4 separate regions of the Homo sapiens genome follow, and regions 2, 3 and 4 are each linked to region 1. A link is a contact called in ENCODE Hi-C or POLR2A ChIA-PET data. All regions are on one chromosome and are shown on one strand. The core of a region is the stretch at or near the end of the contact, and the rest is flanking DNA. Distances in the headings are between cores, read along the strand shown. Region 1 holds the start of SOCS1 (suppressor of cytokine signaling 1). Region 2 overlaps TXNDC11 (thioredoxin domain containing 11). Region 3 has its middle 27 kb from the start of LITAF. Region 4 overlaps LITAF (lipopolysaccharide induced TNF factor).

Region 1 (4,272 bases), core at 1,100-3,599:
CAGGAGGCTGAGATGGGAGAATCTCTTGAGCCCAGGAGGTCGAGGCTATAGTGCCTCCTCGATCCTATCACTACACTCCAGCCTGAGCAACAGAGCTACACTCCATCTCTTTAAAAAAATGGACACAGGGGTTGAAGCCATGCGTCTGTGGGCTCCAACACACTGCCACACCCACAGGCACCCTCAGATGAACAACAAACATCTACCGACTGCTTATTAGACACTACGGGCTGTTTTAAGCACCTGACCCATAATCACTCATTTAATTCCCATACAACCCCGGGATGGAGGTACTATTTATTTATTTTTTTTTGAGACAGGGTCTTAGTCTGTTGCCCCGGCTGGAGTGCAGTGACACAATCGTGGCTCACTGCAGCCTTGACCTCCTGGGCTCAGGCAATCCTCCTGCTTCAGCCTCCCAAGTAGCTGGGACTGCAGGTGCAATCCACTACGACTGGCTGATTTTTGTACTATTTTTTTTTTTTTTTTTTTTTTTTTGTAGAGAGGGGGTCTCACTTTGTTGCCCAGGCTGTTCTCAAACTCCTGGGCTCAAGCAATCCTCCTGTCTTGGCCTTCCAAGTGCTGGGATTATAGGCATGAGCTACTGCGCCCTGCTAGAGGTACTATTATTATCCCCATTTCACAGATAAAGAAACCATGGCAGAGAGGTTAATTACATGCTCAAGGTCACAAGAATAGAAAGGTGCAGATTTGGAACTGGGTCTCCTTGTATTCCATCACCCTCCACAGAGTGTGGCCTCCAGCAGATGTTCAGTGGACATCTCTCGAATGATCACACACCTGACCTCTGGTGCAGGCAAGGTTCTGCATCTTCTCTCACCCCCTCACGCACGCGCACGCACACACACGCACAACCTAGGAGGCTACACCAATGACCACCACCAGCCCTGGCCACATGCAGATTCAGGGCACTGATGGGGTGCTAAGCTGGGCTGATTCTGGGCCACTCCCTGTGTTCAGGAGGTTAATAAGGACCTAGGCTCTGCCTGGGGAAAGAGGTATCGTGGGGCCAGGGAGGCGGGAAGGGACTGGGCACCAGGGCTTCCAGGAGAGAAGCCGTCTGAGAGCTGTCTGTAGAGGGCAGTGTGTCCCAGTGTGAGGCCAGTAACCAAGTGCCCAGCCTAGCCAGGTTTTTATGTGGCCCCTTGTGATGCTGGGGCTCCTCACATGCCTTCATTCAAAAATACACGGAGCAGCCAGGCACCTACTCCATGGCCTCGCACGACAATCGGAATCACTAAATCACAAACACGTGTGCAAATTACAGCCCCGACCACCGACCGCCCACCATCCCAAGCCCCGGCCGTGTGTGTGGTGGGAAGGCAGTCTTTGAAGGGCAGATGCCTGACGGAGCAGTAGGAGGGGGAAATCTATGAGGAAGGGGTCGGGGGAGAGGAGGGCTAGGAAACCAGGTTTGGGGATTCATCACGTCTGAGAATGCACCATTTTTTCACTGGGCTCCAATTTGATGTCGTCCAGCTGCACCTCTCCCCAAAATGAAGACGGGGAAGGCGAGATCCAGGTCCAGAGCTCCCAATCTGCAAGCCATTGCAAATCCCAGCCCCTCCCCAGCCTCAGTTTCTTCCGCAGCCGGGTAGTGGGAGCGCAGGGAGGGCAGTCGAGGCCACCAGGGACCTTGCCCGGCCCCGCCCAGTTTCCGAGGAACTGGGCCGGGGTGGAGGCGCCCGCGCCGCCAGGGGTTCCTCTGAAGCCTGTGGTCAGGCCGCCGCTTCCCGGGAAGCCCGAGCCAAGACCAGAGACCGCGGCCGGCCGGGGCTTCGGGACAGCAGGGCGGGCGACTGAGGGCGTCGACGGCGGGTGGAGCAGGGGCTAGGAGGGGGTCTACGGGTGGGGTCAGGCTCAGGGTTGGGGACACCTTCTGTGGCCTCCTAGGGGGATCTGGCTGCAGGGGAGGAGAGGACAGGGCTCTGCCCCCGGCGGGTGTGGAGACAGCTGGGGCGGAGGAGGGTGTGTCAGGGCGCGTCCCAAGAGGGCCTGGCGGCAGAAAGTGGAACCCGAGGTAGCGGGGCAAAATCGGGGTCGCCAAGTCCGAAGGAGGGGTCCGAGAAGTGGCCGGAAGGCGCAGGGTCGGGGCCAGAGCCCCTCGAGAGGCGGGTGCTGGGGCAGGTGCGAACAGGCGGGCAGAGGGCCCCGCGGGAGGGTCCAGAAGAGAGGGAAACAGGGCCGAAGCGGTCCTCGCCGGACGCCACCGCGGAAAGAGAAACCAAAAGTGGAGCTGGGGGCGGGGCCGGCAGGGGGCGGGGCCTCCCGCCGTCGCCAGCCCCGCCTCCGAGCCGGTTTAAAAGACTGGCGCAGGGGCGGGCGCCGAACAGAGCGAGCTGCGGCCGTGGCAGCTGCACGGCTCCTGGCCCCGGAGCATGCGCGAGAGCCGCCCCGGAGCGCCCCGGAGCCCCCCGCCGTCCCGCCCGCGGCGTCCCGCGCCCCGCCGCCAGGTGAGCCGGGCCCTGGGCGAGGAGGCGGGAGGGAGGAGGGAGGGGAGTCCAGGGCAGCCAGGAGTCGGGCGAGCCTCGGGGGCTGCAGAATGGGGTCGCGGCCGCGATGCCCCTGACCCTCGCCGGCCCCACCCAGGCCGCCCCCCGCGCGCGGGGCTCCCGCAGCACAGCCTTTCTCCGGCCCTAGCCCAAATCGCCCAGACCAGGCGCGGATCCCAGCCTGGCCAGCAGGCGGCGGGCGCGGGGCGGCGAGCCGGGGCCGGACGGCTGGAGCCAGAACCGGCTGCTCTCCACGCCCCCCTCTCGGTGCTGCCCGGAGGCCGGACTCCGCCTCCACCGAGCCCCCACCCGCCGGGAAGAGCTCCGCGGAGTACAGAGCCCATTTTCTAGCTGTGTCCACTGAGGCTGAACGGATCCGCGCGGACTTGGTGCTCCGTGCTCGCCCCCTAGGGCCGGGTCCGCCGGGAGCGCCGCCCTCCGGAGTTGTCCGGCCGGCGCACACCTGCCCGGCCCCGCAGCGCCCCAGCTCACCTCTTTGTCTCTCCCGCAGCGCACCCCCGGACGCTATGGCCCACCCCTCCGGCTGGCCCCTTCTGTAGGATGGTAGCACACAACCAGGTGGCAGCCGACAATGCAGTCTCCACAGCAGCAGAGCCCCGACGGCGGCCAGAACCTTCCTCCTCTTCCTCCTCCTCGCCCGCGGCCCCCGCGCGCCCGCGGCCGTGCCCCGCGGTCCCGGCCCCGGCCCCCGGCGACACGCACTTCCGCACATTCCGTTCGCACGCCGATTACCGGCGCATCACGCGCGCCAGCGCGCTCCTGGACGCCTGCGGATTCTACTGGGGGCCCCTGAGCGTGCACGGGGCGCACGAGCGGCTGCGCGCCGAGCCCGTGGGCACCTTCCTGGTGCGCGACAGCCGCCAGCGGAACTGCTTTTTCGCCCTTAGCGTGAAGATGGCCTCGGGACCCACGAGCATCCGCGTGCACTTTCAGGCCGGCCGCTTTCACCTGGATGGCAGCCGCGAGAGCTTCGACTGCCTCTTCGAGCTGCTGGAGCACTACGTGGCGGCGCCGCGCCGCATGCTGGGGGCCCCGCTGCGCCAGCGCCGCGTGCGGCCGCTGCAGGAGCTGTGCCGCCAGCGCATCGTGGCCACCGTGGGCCGCGAGAACCTGGCTCGCATCCCCCTCAACCCCGTCCTCCGCGACTACCTGAGCTCCTTCCCCTTCCAGATTTGACCGGCAGCGCCCGCCGTGCACGCAGCATTAACTGGGATGCCGTGTTATTTTGTTATTACTTGCCTGGAACCATGTGGGTACCCTCCCCGGCCTGGGTTGGAGGGAGCGGATGGGTGTAGGGGCGAGGCGCCTCCCGCCCTCGGCTGGAGACGAGGCCGCAGACCCCTTCTCACCTCTTGAGGGGGTCCTCCCCCTCCTGGTGCTCCCTCTGGGTCCCCCTGGTTGTTGTAGCAGCTTAACTGTATCTGGAGCCAGGACCTGAACTCGCACCTCCTACCTCTTCATGTTTACATATACCCAGTATCTTTGCACAAACCAGGGGTTGGGGGAGGGTCTCTGGCTTTATTTTTCTGCTGTGCAGAATCCTATTTTATATTTTTTAAAGTCAGTTTAGGTAATAAACTTTATTATGAAAGTTTTTTTTTTAAAAAAAAATAAGTTTTCTAGCGAGTGTGCTTTGGCCAAAAGTTTAACTTGGTTCTGAACAGGTCCAGGGGAGAGGGTCCTAAGGCTGACCTGCTGGGCTGCAGGTGGTGTACGGGGCCTGCCCTGTGGCTGGGCA
Region 2 (4,272 bases), core at 628-3,127, 430 kb before region 1:
GTGCCACAGTGCAGCTTTTTTGAAATGGCAGCAGCTCTGGATTCTTTCTACCTCAAGGAGCAGACCTTTTATCATGTGGCATCAGACAGCATAGAATGCAGCAATTTTTTAACTTCCTATAGCCCCTTCAGCTACTACACTGCATGTTGCAGGACCATAAGCAGGGGTGTGTCAGGCTTCATCGACTCTGAACAAGGTGTCTTTGAAGCCCCTACTGTTGCATTTTCTTCCCTTGAGAAGAAATGTGAGGTTGATGCCCCAAGCTCCGTTCCTCACATTGAGGAGAACAGGTATCTCTTTCCAGAAGTGGACATGACTAGCACAAACTTCACAGGCCTGAGCTGCAGAACCAACAAGACTCTCAACATCTACCTTTTGGATTCAAATTTGTTTTGGTTATATGCAGAGAGACTGGGTGCTCCGAGCTCCACTCAGGTGAAAGAATTTGCGGCAATTGTTGACGTGAAAGAAGAATCTCATTACATCTTGGATCCAAAGCAAGCACTGATGAAGCTCACCCTAGGTACTGCAGGCAGTTTATTTCCCCAAGCATTGTACATTTTGCTTGACTTCATATGGGTAAATTTTATTGATGGCTCTCATTACATTTAGTTGTGGGGTGATGTCACCTTCGTAGCTCATTTTAAGTCTTTAGACCACCATCAGTCATAATTTTCAAAGAAGCTAATTTTGTCTATTAAATGGAACAGAAACTTCCTCACTCTGAATTTTGGATAAGTTTGTCATTTAGCCCATGGTGGGGGTAAGAGTCCCACTTTCTAAATTGGCGATTTCTGTCACATGTCTAAGGTAGAACCAGCTGCAGGCAGTGGGGACTTGGGGACTAGAACAGGCAGGGAGGTGGAGAGCTATTCTGGTGGGATGTCCTAGGGGCTGATGAAAGTGAGCCTTGACAGCAGCTTTGTTCTAAAGGAGCTTAAAGAGAAAGCAGTGGCCGGGCGCAGTGGCTCACGCCTGTAATCCCAGCACTTTGGGAGGCCGAGGCGGGTGGATCACGAGGTCAGGAGATCGAGACTATCCTGGCTAATGTGGTGAAACCCCGTCTCTACTAAAAATACAAAAAAAAAAAAAATTAGCCGGGCGCGTTGGCGGGCGCCTGTAGTCCCAGCTACTCGGGAGGCTGAGGCAGGAGAATGTCGTGAACCTGGGAGGCAGAGCTTGCAGTGAGCAGAGATCGCGCCCCTGCACTCCAGCCTGGGCGACAGAGCAAGACTCCGTCTCCAAAAAAAGAGAGCAGTGAAGAAGGAAGTAGAGCCGCCTTGCCTCCCTTTTTGTCTCATAGGCTTAAATGTCTAAGGATCAAGGCCACCAGACCTAATTTGTTCTGCTGCTGTTTCATAATGTACTGAGTAATATTGCTGGGACCTGGGGTACCTACACTGTAACAAGTGTAAAGTGCAAATAAATAAGTGTCAGTCGCAAACCAGCAAAACCCACTTTTTGAGGAGTAAGGCTCCATGATGAGAAAGCACCCAGAGCTTGCCCCTGGGACTTGGCAGCAACATTGGGCTGACCCACCCTGGCCTGTTCCCAGGAATTTGCTGATGCCCTTGACTACACACAATGAAGTGAGAATTCAAAAGCCACGTTAGTTCAGCCTCATTGGAAACGGGAGGGAGGGTCAGTGTATGCCGAATGGAGAAAGGAGGAATTTGGTAGGGAAGGAAACCTTTCATTTCAAGTTTTAAAGTATGAACTCAACAGTAGACTCAGAGCTTCTACATATGAGTCTTTTTAGCCATCCTCTTTCAAATCTAGGTGAAGCTTGTTTCTTACATTAGACACATTTGTGAAAAGGCTTTATGTAAATATTGATTTTTCTATATCAAGTTACATATTATAAATCCAAGAGTTCCTCACTGTGTAAAAGAACCCTGTGACCAGTCACTTTTTGAAGGGCATAAATCTGTCGATATTATAGATTACTCCCAATTCATGTTATCTAAAGTCATTTTGATGTGTTGAGCTTTCTTAAAATGAAACAAGCATTTTTTTTTTAAATGGGAAAGAGACTCCAGAGAAATGGGGTCAGTGTTCCTACAAGCATGTATTTTTGAGGTAGTCTGTATTAGATTTTCCTGAATTCCATTCAGTAATGCTCAAGTGTTTAATGACCTCATAATGTGTTCACTTTGAATTTAAGGGTAATTGAAAGAAGCCTTCTTTAGATTTCTTTCCATCTTCTGTATCTTCTCTGAAATGTTTAGCCTAGCTGTTCTTTGTCCTGCAGTTAGTGACAGAATTCTTAGGGAGCTTGTAAAAAACACCTACTGTGTGTCATTGTTGGTTTAGAGACTTAACTCATAAATCAGCTGTCTCTAGGCTAGTTTCAGAATTTAGGCTTTATTCAGATTAGGAAATAATTCTTGGTTTCATGTTTCAAAAACATAGCCAACTAAGTGTTTCTCAGATGCTGATCATGAATTCTCTTTAGTATTCACATGACATTCTTCACTTCCTCTTCCATTCTGCACGCTGCATTGCCCATTGCACCTCAAAATGGAGGGAGTTAGAAGAAAGAAAAAGAACTGAAACTTTAGCTGAGTGCAATGGTGGACGCCTGTAGTCCCAGCTACTCTGGAGGCTGAGGTAGGAGGATCGCTTGAGCCCAGGAGTTTAAGGCTACAGTGAGCTATGATTGCAGCACTGTACTCCAGCCTGGGCAACAGAGTGAGACCCTGTCTCTTTAAAAAAAAAAAAAAAAGTGAAATTCAAATTAGTATTGTTTCAGATGAAGCAAAGGACTCTGAAGATGGCAGAATTTGTGGTAAAACTGTTGGTTCAAATCAGGTTTTTGATTATTATGGGTTTTATGTATTTTTCCACTACATATAATTTTTTCTTAACCTTTAAAAAAAGAAACTTAAAGAACCTTAATAAAGGAAACAAAAAACTGTAGCTCCTTGTCCTCAAATTAATGAGCATTTAAACACATTCCACACTACTGTAGCTTGTGCAGTTGTCACATTTGTGGTTAAGCTTAAAGGTCTTAGTATTATAGGGTGAAATTTCTTGAAAAGATGGTGGCTTGTTGATGATTTATACAGTCTCACTTGGTGTCTATTTGTGGACCAGTCCTTTTAAAAAAAGAATAGTCTATGAATATTAGAGCATCTAACATTGCATAGTGTTTTGTTATCCACATTACTGTCTGCTGAGTTAATACTACCAGAGCTAAACCTGATGCCACCCGGGCAGCTTTGTTTGGGGTTTTGCTGATAGGTGAAATGTTAAAAATGTGAGCCTATGAAGTCATTTGAGTTTTTAAAATGTGGAGTTTAAAAGTAGGCCAGCTATTCTCTTTGTATCTAGAGGAGAGTTGATCTCATTTTCTCTTTATTTTTAGAGTCTTTTATTCAAAACTTCAGCGTTCTCTATAGTCCCTTGAAAAGGCATCTCATTGGAAGTGGCTCTGCCCAGTTCCCGTCTCAGCATTTAATCACTGAAGTGACAACTGATACCTTTTGGGAAGTAGTCCTTCAAAAACAGGTATGGAGTCATGAGAGGCAAAAGTTAAGCCATCTGTCCCTCTTAAAATAATTTCCAAACTACAGTTGTTGGGGTGAGCAGCTGTTTTTGATGTATAGAAGAGTAACCACGTGATGGCCCAATTATGGACCGTGAATGAATTACATGTGGTTTTTAAATTTCAGAAAAGTGCTCCAGAAAGCACAGTATTGGAAAGACCTAAAGATGAAAATTTTCACTGTAATATTTGCATAGGTAGCATTTTTCGGGTGCTTGCTGGATTCTAAGCAATGAGGAAAGAAATGAAGAAGAGCCCATTTCCCGGTGCAAGTAACATCTGTCTTCCCTTTCCCACAGGACGTTCTCCTGCTCTATTACGCTCCGTGGTGCGGCTTCTGTCCATCCCTCAATCACATCTTCATCCAGCTAGCTCGGAACCTGCCCATGGACACATTCACTGTGGCAAGGTAAGCAGGCCTCTTCTGCAGCGCTTTGGGCTGTATGCCCATTTTCACTCTTATTTGCAGCTTAGCCATATGGTGTGTGAGGGTCTGCCCATTTTCCATTAACCTTTGGTAGGACTTGGCTGAATTTAATTGTCAGGTTGAAGCCATGAGCAAAGCCTCTTTGAAACTGAACTTTTCCTCATGAATTCTGAGTGTTCCTTCCATGATGTTGATGTTTAGCCCTGACTAGATTCGTAGGTGGCTGAGTGCAGTTCTGTGGGGAGAGCACTGACCTGGTTGCCAGGATGGCCCCGTGGAATACCATGGGACAGTTGCC
Region 3 (2,818 bases), core at 319-2,818, 360 kb before region 1:
CAGCCTCCCAAGGTGCTGGGATTACAGGCGTGAGCCACCGCACCCAAGGTCTTTACTTTTCCTCTGAGTTGTTGCCCATGCCATTTACACCCCAGGGTAGATGGGGCTCTGGGTGTCGCTTTTCTTCCTGGGATCTCTGTTCTTTCCTCAGCCACTGTCCCCTGGGACTTTCCTGCCTCGTTTTCTCCTAGAGCCCCAGCTTGGTCTCTCCTTCCTTCCTTTGTTCATTCATTCATTCTCCCAGTGTGTACCGACTGGTCATCCACCCCGTGCCAGCTGCTGGGCTGGGTGCTGGAGAAGCAGCTGTGAGTGAGGCACTCAGACCCGGCCCCATCTGACAGCGGGCCACAGGGTCCTGGAAGCCATGCATTCGCTGTCATGACAATCACTGAACTGACTCCCTGCCGTTAGAACTGCCTGCCGTCTAGAACAGAGCTGGTCCAGCTGCAGGGTAATGCATGCCACTGGGCAAGTTTAAATTTTCTAGTAGGCATATCAGAGGAAGTAAGAAGATATTTGTAACAGCTGAAAGGTGAAAACAGTCCGGGCACACTGATTCATACTTGTGATTCCAGCACTCTGGAAGGCCAAGATGGGAGGATCTCGAGCCCTGGAGGTGGAGGTTGCAGTGAGCTGAAGTTGTGCCATTGCATTCCAGTCTGGGTGACAGAGTAAGACCCCATCTTAAAAAAAAACCAGAAAAAGCCTGGGCACAGTGGCTCATGCCTGTAATCCCAGCACTTTGGGAGGCCAAGGCAGGCAGGTCACTTGAGGTCAGGAGTTCGAGACCAGCCTGGCCAACATGGTGAAACCCCATCTCTACTAAAAATACAAAAATTAGCCGGGCCTGGTGGTGTGTGCCTATAATCCCAGCTACTTGGGAGGCTGAGGCAGGAAAATTGCTTGAACCTGGGAGGTGGAGGTTGCAGTGAGCCAAGATTGTGCCACTGCACTCCAGCCTGGGTGACAGAGTGAGACTCTGTCTCAAGAAAAAAAAAAAAAAAAGAAAAGAAAAAGAAAGAAGAGGAAAGAAGAAGGAGAAGGAGAAGGAGAAGGCCTCCAGAAGGACCAGCCCGCTGACATCTTGATTTCAGACTTCTAGCCTCCAGAACTGTGACAATCAGTTTCTGTTGTTTTAAGCCACCTAGTTTGTGGTCATTTGTCACAGCATCCGTAGGAGGGAGAAAGGAGAGTGAGAGAGACTAGGACATCCTTCTGAGCCTGCACAAGCCTCAGCTGCCCCGTCTGTACAATGGGCACAACGGCTCCACTGTTGACTGGTGTTGCTGGGAATGAATGAGTCATGTGCAAGTGTCCAAATCTCAGGACCTGCCAGGAAGCAGAGGGACCCCACAGAACACAGGCGTTGATCTCAACTGTCAGTTCCGTTTTAGAGATAAGGAAATAAACATTCAGCGAGAGAAGTGGCCCGCCCGGTCATCTGACAACATGTGGCAGGGTGAGGCCGGCTCTCGGAGTACAGATCCTCATTTCTGAGATGTCCTTTCTGTCTGGGCTTTGCCCCAGCCACCTCTGTGCCCTCGGTTCCACCAGTGTGAACTGCCTAGCCGGCACACGCCACACCCTCCGTCCGGCTGTGCTCCCTGTAAGGACACCTTTCCTGCTCCTCTCCCACCTAACTCTGGCTTAGCCTTCAACAAGAGCCACTTCCTCCTGGAAGCCTTCCCTGACTGCCCTCACCCTCTGGGAGCTTTCATAGGAGCCCAGTTTGAATCAGCAGGGGCCCCACCCTCCAGGAGTTGTCCGTTCTAGGGAAGATTGTGAATCACCGATGTCTTCGAGGTGGGGCAGGTCTAAACAGGCGGAACAACACACTCTGGCACCTCAGACCCAGCTGTGTCTGAATTGCCCAGATGGTCAGGAGAAGGCAGCCCTGGGACCTGGCAGCTGGCTGCATTGCTTATTCCCCCAGGTGACCCAGGAGGTCTGGTCTCTCTGTCAATGCGAGTGTCCCGTCTCTCTCCATCCCATGGGGATCCAGAAGTGGAAACAAAAACTAGAGTGATCTTGAGGTCAGGCGTTCGAGACCAGCCTGGTCAACATGGTGAAACCCCATCTCTACTAAAAATACAAAAACTAGCCAGGCGTGGTGGTAGGTGCCTGTAGTCCCAGCTACTCGGGAGGATGAGGCAGGAGAATCGCTTGAACCCAGGAGATGGAGGTTACAGTGAGTCGACATTGTACCACTGCACTCCAGCCTGGGCAACAGAGCGAAACTCCATCTAAAACAAACCCCAAAAAACAAATAAAAAAAAATCCAAAGAAAAACCTAGAGTGAAGCACCTGAATGGCTGGCCTTGCCCATCAAGAGGCACCCAGGCCATCGGCTGTGCCCCAAGATGACAGCTTTTGCAGGGTTGGGAGGTCAAGATTCTAGGGGGACACAGGGTTCCCACAAGTCTTCAGGAGCCATGGGAGTCCCTGAGATGGTGCCCAAGAGCTTCTGGTGTAACCAAGCTTGGTTCCACAGTGAAATCATTCCCCAAGAGGGCGGACTCATCCTCCAAACATCTCTTTTCAGTCTGTCCTCGTCCCTCCGCCCTTCTCAAGGACGTGGACAAACAGAGATGTCAGGGGAGAATGGGGTGGGGAAGTGGGTGGCCAGTTCTGGGCTGGGAGTGGGGTGGGAAGGTCTGCTGTCTCTGCGAGGGCTCCTGCCTGGGCCTTGTTAACTTTCCATCCAGGTTCTCTGTGCACGTGAGCGTCCTGAGCTGGGCCGGCCCTGGCCGCCCGCTGGCCGCATGCAGTGCAGTTTGCTCTAACCGCAGGTGACCCACACGAGGTCAGACAGCCGTTC
Region 4 (4,272 bases), core at 707-3,206, 310 kb before region 1:
AGATGGATCTTGGTGTCCTGTTTTCATACCTAGGTATTGCTTTCTACAAACTGTTGAAGTACCAGAGTGACCAACTTGTCCCAGTTTGCCTGAGACTTTCCTAGATTTAGCACCAAAAGTCCTGCATCCAGGGAAAAACCCCTCTGTCCAAGGGAGACTGGGACATTGGGTCACCCTATGAAGCACCCATAATGTTTTGGCCCTCTTTCTAGGTGCTGGGATGCAGATTTTAGTGTCAGTTCCTGCTCTTATGGGGTCTATGACCAGATAGGAAGACAGACAAGTGAAGAAAACTGCTTTATGACAAATACAGCAAACAAACATGAGTTAATAACAGCTGACACATACCGAGTGCTTATGTGTTCCAAGTTGCTCTGGTCCTTTTTTGCAAATGGATTCATTTCATCCTCTCAAGAGCCTTATGAGGAAGAAACTATCAGTGTACCCATTTTACGGATGGGAAAACTGAGGCACTAAAGTCATGCCCTGGGGCATGGGGCGCCTGGAGGAACCCAGGGGGTCTAGCTCCAGAGTCTGTGCCCTTGACCTCTGCACCATATAGAGAGGCTCCAGGAGGAATGAATTCTCCCGGGGGCAAGCAGAGAGGGCTTCTTGGAGGAGGTGACACGCAAGCTAAGCGGAATTTGCCAGACCCATCAGGAAGGAGGCAGACGGAAGAAAGAGCATGCCCGTGACATGTTTGGGAACATCCAAGCAAGGCAGGTGTGGCGGGAGACGCCACGAGAGACTGTGCGGTTGGTAGGGGCACCAGTGCATCCTGGGAATCTTCTCAGTCCCCACAAACCCGGAGCAGGGAGTCGCGCTAGTCAAGAGCACAATGAGGGGTGTCAGAAAGACCCACGTGGCTTGATTTTAAACAAACGGGCCCGGGATGGACTGAACCAAGACCAGCAGCCAACTTAGAGGCTCAGTTTTAAGGCCTTGACTTGGGATAGTAAGATTAGAGATTTCCAGCAGTGTCTCCTCCCCGCACCTCCCCCCACCCCCCCGCCCCCCGCTTTTTAGTGAAGAGAAAGTCACATAAAGATAACCATTTAAAAGTGAGTAATTCAAGGCCAGGCGCGGTGGCCCATGCCTGTAATCCCAGCACTTTGGGCGGCTGAGGCAGGTGGATCACTTGAGGTTAGGAGTTCGAGCCCAGCCTGGTCAACATGGTGAAACCCCGTCTCTACTAAAAATATAAAAATTAGCCGGGTGTGGTGGCAGGCACCTGTAATCCCAGCTATTAGGGAGGCTGAGGCAGGAGAATTGCTTGAGCCTGGGAGGCAGAGGTTGCAGCGAGCCAAGATTGTGCCACTGTACTCCAGCCTGAGCGACGGAGCGAGAATCTGTCTCAAAAAAAAAAAAAAGATAATTCAGTGGCATTTAGTAAGTTCTGTACTCCAGCCTGAGCGACAGAGCAAGACTCTATCTCAAAAAAAAAAAAAAAGATAATTCAGTGCATTTAGTAAGTTCGTAGCATTGTGCAACCATCAACTTCCATCTGGTTCCAGAACATTTTCATCATCCCCAAAAGAACCCCATACCCATTTCCTCCCACTGCTGTACACCCATCCCTGGCCACCAGTGATGTGCTTTGTATCTCTATGAATTCACCTATTCTGGGCATTTCATCTCAGTGGAATCATTTGATCTGTAGCCTTTTGTGCTTTCGAGGTTCATTCCAGGGCTGTCGTGGAGCCGGAATGATCAGTGATAAAACTGCTAGGCTGGCCACCCCGGGCTTCCCGAAGTCTGATCTTTTCCTTTGCATTTAGGATTCAAGGTCATACTTAGTTAGCAGGAGCGATACCATAATCATGAACGTGGTTTTCCCAGGGTGAGGCTTATCCTTGCACTCCCCTGCAATCTCCCCATTAAAAAAAAAAAATTCAAGATTCTATCTAGAACACTGTACCTTTTGACCTGCAGGTTTGATTGTGCAAACGTTGAATGAACCCGTTTTGGGCGCGCAAGGAGTAGGATGACACCCAGGACCTTGTGAGTGCCCGAAGTAGCAGCTTGCACTGGCCTATTCCAGAGAATTCTGAGGCTGTTGAGGCTGAATTGTTTAGAAGCAGATCTGTTGCTGAAAGTGAGGTCCCTCGTGGAGTTTATTTCCACGTCCCGAGGATTCCAGATCGGTGCATTAATATCAGTTAAGGGCACGGATGATCGCTGGGTCTGACACTGTGGCTTCTCCCTGCGGGTTCCTGGGTTTTTTGCCTCCACTTTTAACAAAACTGAGGCCGGGCGCGGTGGCTCACACCTGTAACCATAGCATTTTGGGAGGCTGAGGTGAGTGGATCACTTGAGGTCAGGAGTTCGAGAGCAGCCTGGCCAACATGGTGAAACCCCTGTCTCTAGTAAAAATACAAAAAAATTAGCTGGGTTTAGTGGCACGTGCCTGTAATCCCAGCTTCTCGGGAGGCTGAGGCAGGACAATCGTTTGAACCTGGGAGGCAGAGGTTGCAGTGAGCTGAAATCATGCCACTACACTCCAGCCTGGGTAACAGAGTGAGACTCTGTCTCAAACAAAAACACAAGCAAAACTGAGATGGAGATGCTGTCTGGGTTGACAAGCACGCCCCCCACCCCAACCCTTTGTCTTTTGCTAAGGGCTTGAAGCAGTAAATATGCAGCTTTGGGCACCCTGCCTCCAGGGAAATTCTGAGCTCTCTCAGAATTTCATTGTTTTTCTTCTCAATATGAGAGGGCTGAGCTTTGTGACTTTCCATCCTCGGCTGATCATTAACGTTCTATTGCCTGTTTACTAAGAAGCAGGTCACCTTGAATTGCAAGGTGCCCAGTGACAGAATGAGTTGGAACCCATCATTGGCAGGTATTTTTTGCATGGCATCAAGTATGTGGCATAAAAGTGCACAGTAAACGCACTTTCATGTATTAGGGAGGCAGAAAGAGAGGTGATCCCTCCAGAGTTCAAATGTGTTGCTTCCACTGAGGGTGTATTTTCCTTTCATGATTTTTCTGGTTTTTAATAATTTCTGGCCAGGCGTGGTGACTCACGCCTGTAATCCCAGCACTCTGGGAGGCCAAGGCGGGCTGATCATCTGAGGTTGGGAGTTTGAGACCAGCCTGGCCAACATGGTGAAACCCTGTCTCTACTAAAAAATACAAAAATTAGCTGGGCGTGTTGGCAGGCACCTGTCATCCCAGCTACTCGGGAGGCTGAGGCACGAGAATTGCTTGAGCCTGGGAAGCGGAGGTTGCCATGAGCCAAGATCACGCCACTGCGTTCCAGTCTAGGCGACAGAGTGAGACTCTGACTCAAAAAAAAAAATTATTATTATTATAATTTTTTTGTGTAGAGATATGGTCTCACTCTGTCACCCAGGCTGGAGTGCAGTGGTGTGATCACAGCTCACTGTAACCTCAAGCTCCCAGGCTCGAGCAAATCCTCCGACCTCAGCTTCCTTAATAGCTGGGACTACAAGTTTGTGCAACCGTGTCTGGCTAATATATATTTTTTAATTAAAAAAAATTTTTAAAGATTGTCTTTATATATGATTTTGTGACTCTATTTTTTTTTCTTTTGTTTTGAGACAAGGTCTTGCTCTGTCACCCAGGCTGGAGAGCAGTGGCGTGATCCTAGCTTATTGCAGTCTCAAACTCTTGGGCTCAAGTGATCCTCCTACCTTAGCCTCCAGAGCAGCCAGGACCACAGGCATCTGCCATAACGCCCGGCTAATTTTTGTACCATTTGTAGAGACATGGTCTGAATTTGTTTCCCAGACTGGTCTCAAACTCTTGGGCTCAAGTGATCTGCCCACGTCGGCCTCCCAAAGTGCTGGGATTACAGACGTGATCCAACATGCCTGGGCAAGAATACCTTTCGTTGAGCAAATTGTTGAGAGGTAGAATGAGGAAAACTTTTGGCTAAAAGGGACCCCAAGATATCCCAAGTGGCATATTTATAGATGTGAAAGTGATTCCACAGCTGGGCATGTCAGATCAAAATTCTCCATGGATCAGGAATGCCTCCTTTTCCTTTTCTGTCACCACCGGTCACATTTGGCTACTTAATTTCTGGGCTCCAGTGCAGCATGGAAACGCGAGGCCCTTTGTTCAAAAAGTGTTCGAATTTCTTTTCTTCCTTCTTTTTTTTTTTTTTTTTTTTTTTTTGAGACGGAGTCTCGCTCAGTCACCCAGGCTGGAGTGCAGTGACACGATCTCGGCTCACTGCAGCCTCCATCTCCCAGGTTCACAGTGTGGAGAGGCAGGGCACGGTGGCTCATGCCTGTAATCCCAGCA

Evidence for each region. A loop is a pair of places that touch in the nucleus more often than their neighbours do. ChIA-PET counts read pairs that join two places held with the same protein, here RNA polymerase II (POLR2A). Pooled maps may share reads with other maps.
Region 2: a loop to region 1 is called in a map of B cell, with 2.8 times the contacts of the local background. The contact joins the enhancer-like site here to the promoter of SOCS1 in region 1. A Hi-C loop is called at or near these places in 1 of 168 maps with a recorded cell type or tissue (B cell), 5 of 37 single-sample maps with no recorded cell type and 3 of 50 pooled maps. POLR2A ChIA-PET finds 5 or more read pairs at or near these places in 2 of 52 experiments (HepG2 and Panc1).
Region 3: a pooled map shows a loop between it and region 1 (2.3-fold over the local background). The contact joins the enhancer-like site here to the promoter of SOCS1 in region 1. A Hi-C loop is called at or near these places in 1 of 50 pooled maps. POLR2A ChIA-PET finds 5 or more read pairs at or near these places in 7 of 52 experiments (AG04450, CD4-positive, alpha-beta T cell, CD4-positive, alpha-beta memory T cell and 4 more).
Region 4: a loop to region 1 is called in a map of natural killer cell, with 6 times the contacts of the local background. The contact joins the enhancer-like site here to the promoter of SOCS1 in region 1. A Hi-C loop is called at or near these places in 3 of 168 maps with a recorded cell type or tissue (CD8-positive, alpha-beta T cell, naive thymus-derived CD4-positive, alpha-beta T cell and natural killer cell) and 5 of 50 pooled maps. POLR2A ChIA-PET finds 5 or more read pairs at or near these places in 5 of 52 experiments (AG04449, GM12878, HepG2 and 2 more).

The regions. Positions count from the first base shown.
Region 1 is chr16:11,254,281-11,258,552 of GRCh38, reverse strand. It overlaps SOCS1 (suppressor of cytokine signaling 1), which reads left to right and starts at 2,349. Exons shown (of 2, transcript NM_003745.2): 1 at 2,349-2,474; 2 at 3,025-4,136. The coding sequence starts at 3,075. The coding sequence ends at 3,710. The region is part of intron 1 of LOC105371082 (a long non-coding RNA gene); the gene reads right to left. RefSeq lists silencers at 1,704-1,903, 2,154-2,893, 2,994-3,043, 3,054-3,203, 3,614-3,703.
Region 2 is chr16:11,687,541-11,691,812 of GRCh38, reverse strand. It overlaps TXNDC11 (thioredoxin domain containing 11), which reads left to right. Exons shown (of 12, transcript NM_015914.7): 8 at 1-523; 9 at 3,368-3,510; 10 at 3,847-3,956. Among named protein-coding and RNA genes, the nearest start is that of SNN, 21 kb to the right of the region's middle. Within about 2 kb of position 1,877, at least 9 of the 41 ENCODE cell types and tissues checked have a DNase peak (open chromatin) inside an H3K27ac peak, as active enhancers do; they include B cell, where a contact is called at or near this core.
Region 3 is chr16:11,612,486-11,615,303 of GRCh38, reverse strand. It overlaps a transcript of LITAF not described here. Among named protein-coding and RNA genes, the nearest start is that of LITAF, 27 kb to the right of the region's middle. RefSeq lists a silencer at 121-294 and enhancers at 1-365, 366-973, 1,109-1,318, 1,217-1,511, 1,479-1,528. Within about 2 kb of position 1,568, at least 21 of the 41 ENCODE cell types and tissues checked have a DNase peak (open chromatin) inside an H3K27ac peak, as active enhancers do.
Region 4 is chr16:11,562,185-11,566,456 of GRCh38, reverse strand. The region is part of intron 1 of LITAF (lipopolysaccharide induced TNF factor); the gene reads left to right. Among named protein-coding and RNA genes, the nearest start is that of LITAF, 23 kb to the left of the region's middle. RefSeq lists enhancers at 1,767-2,394, 2,395-3,024, 3,655-4,272. Within about 2 kb of position 1,956, at least 2 of the 41 ENCODE cell types and tissues checked have a DNase peak (open chromatin) inside an H3K27ac peak, as active enhancers do; they include CD8-positive, alpha-beta T cell, where a contact is called at or near this core.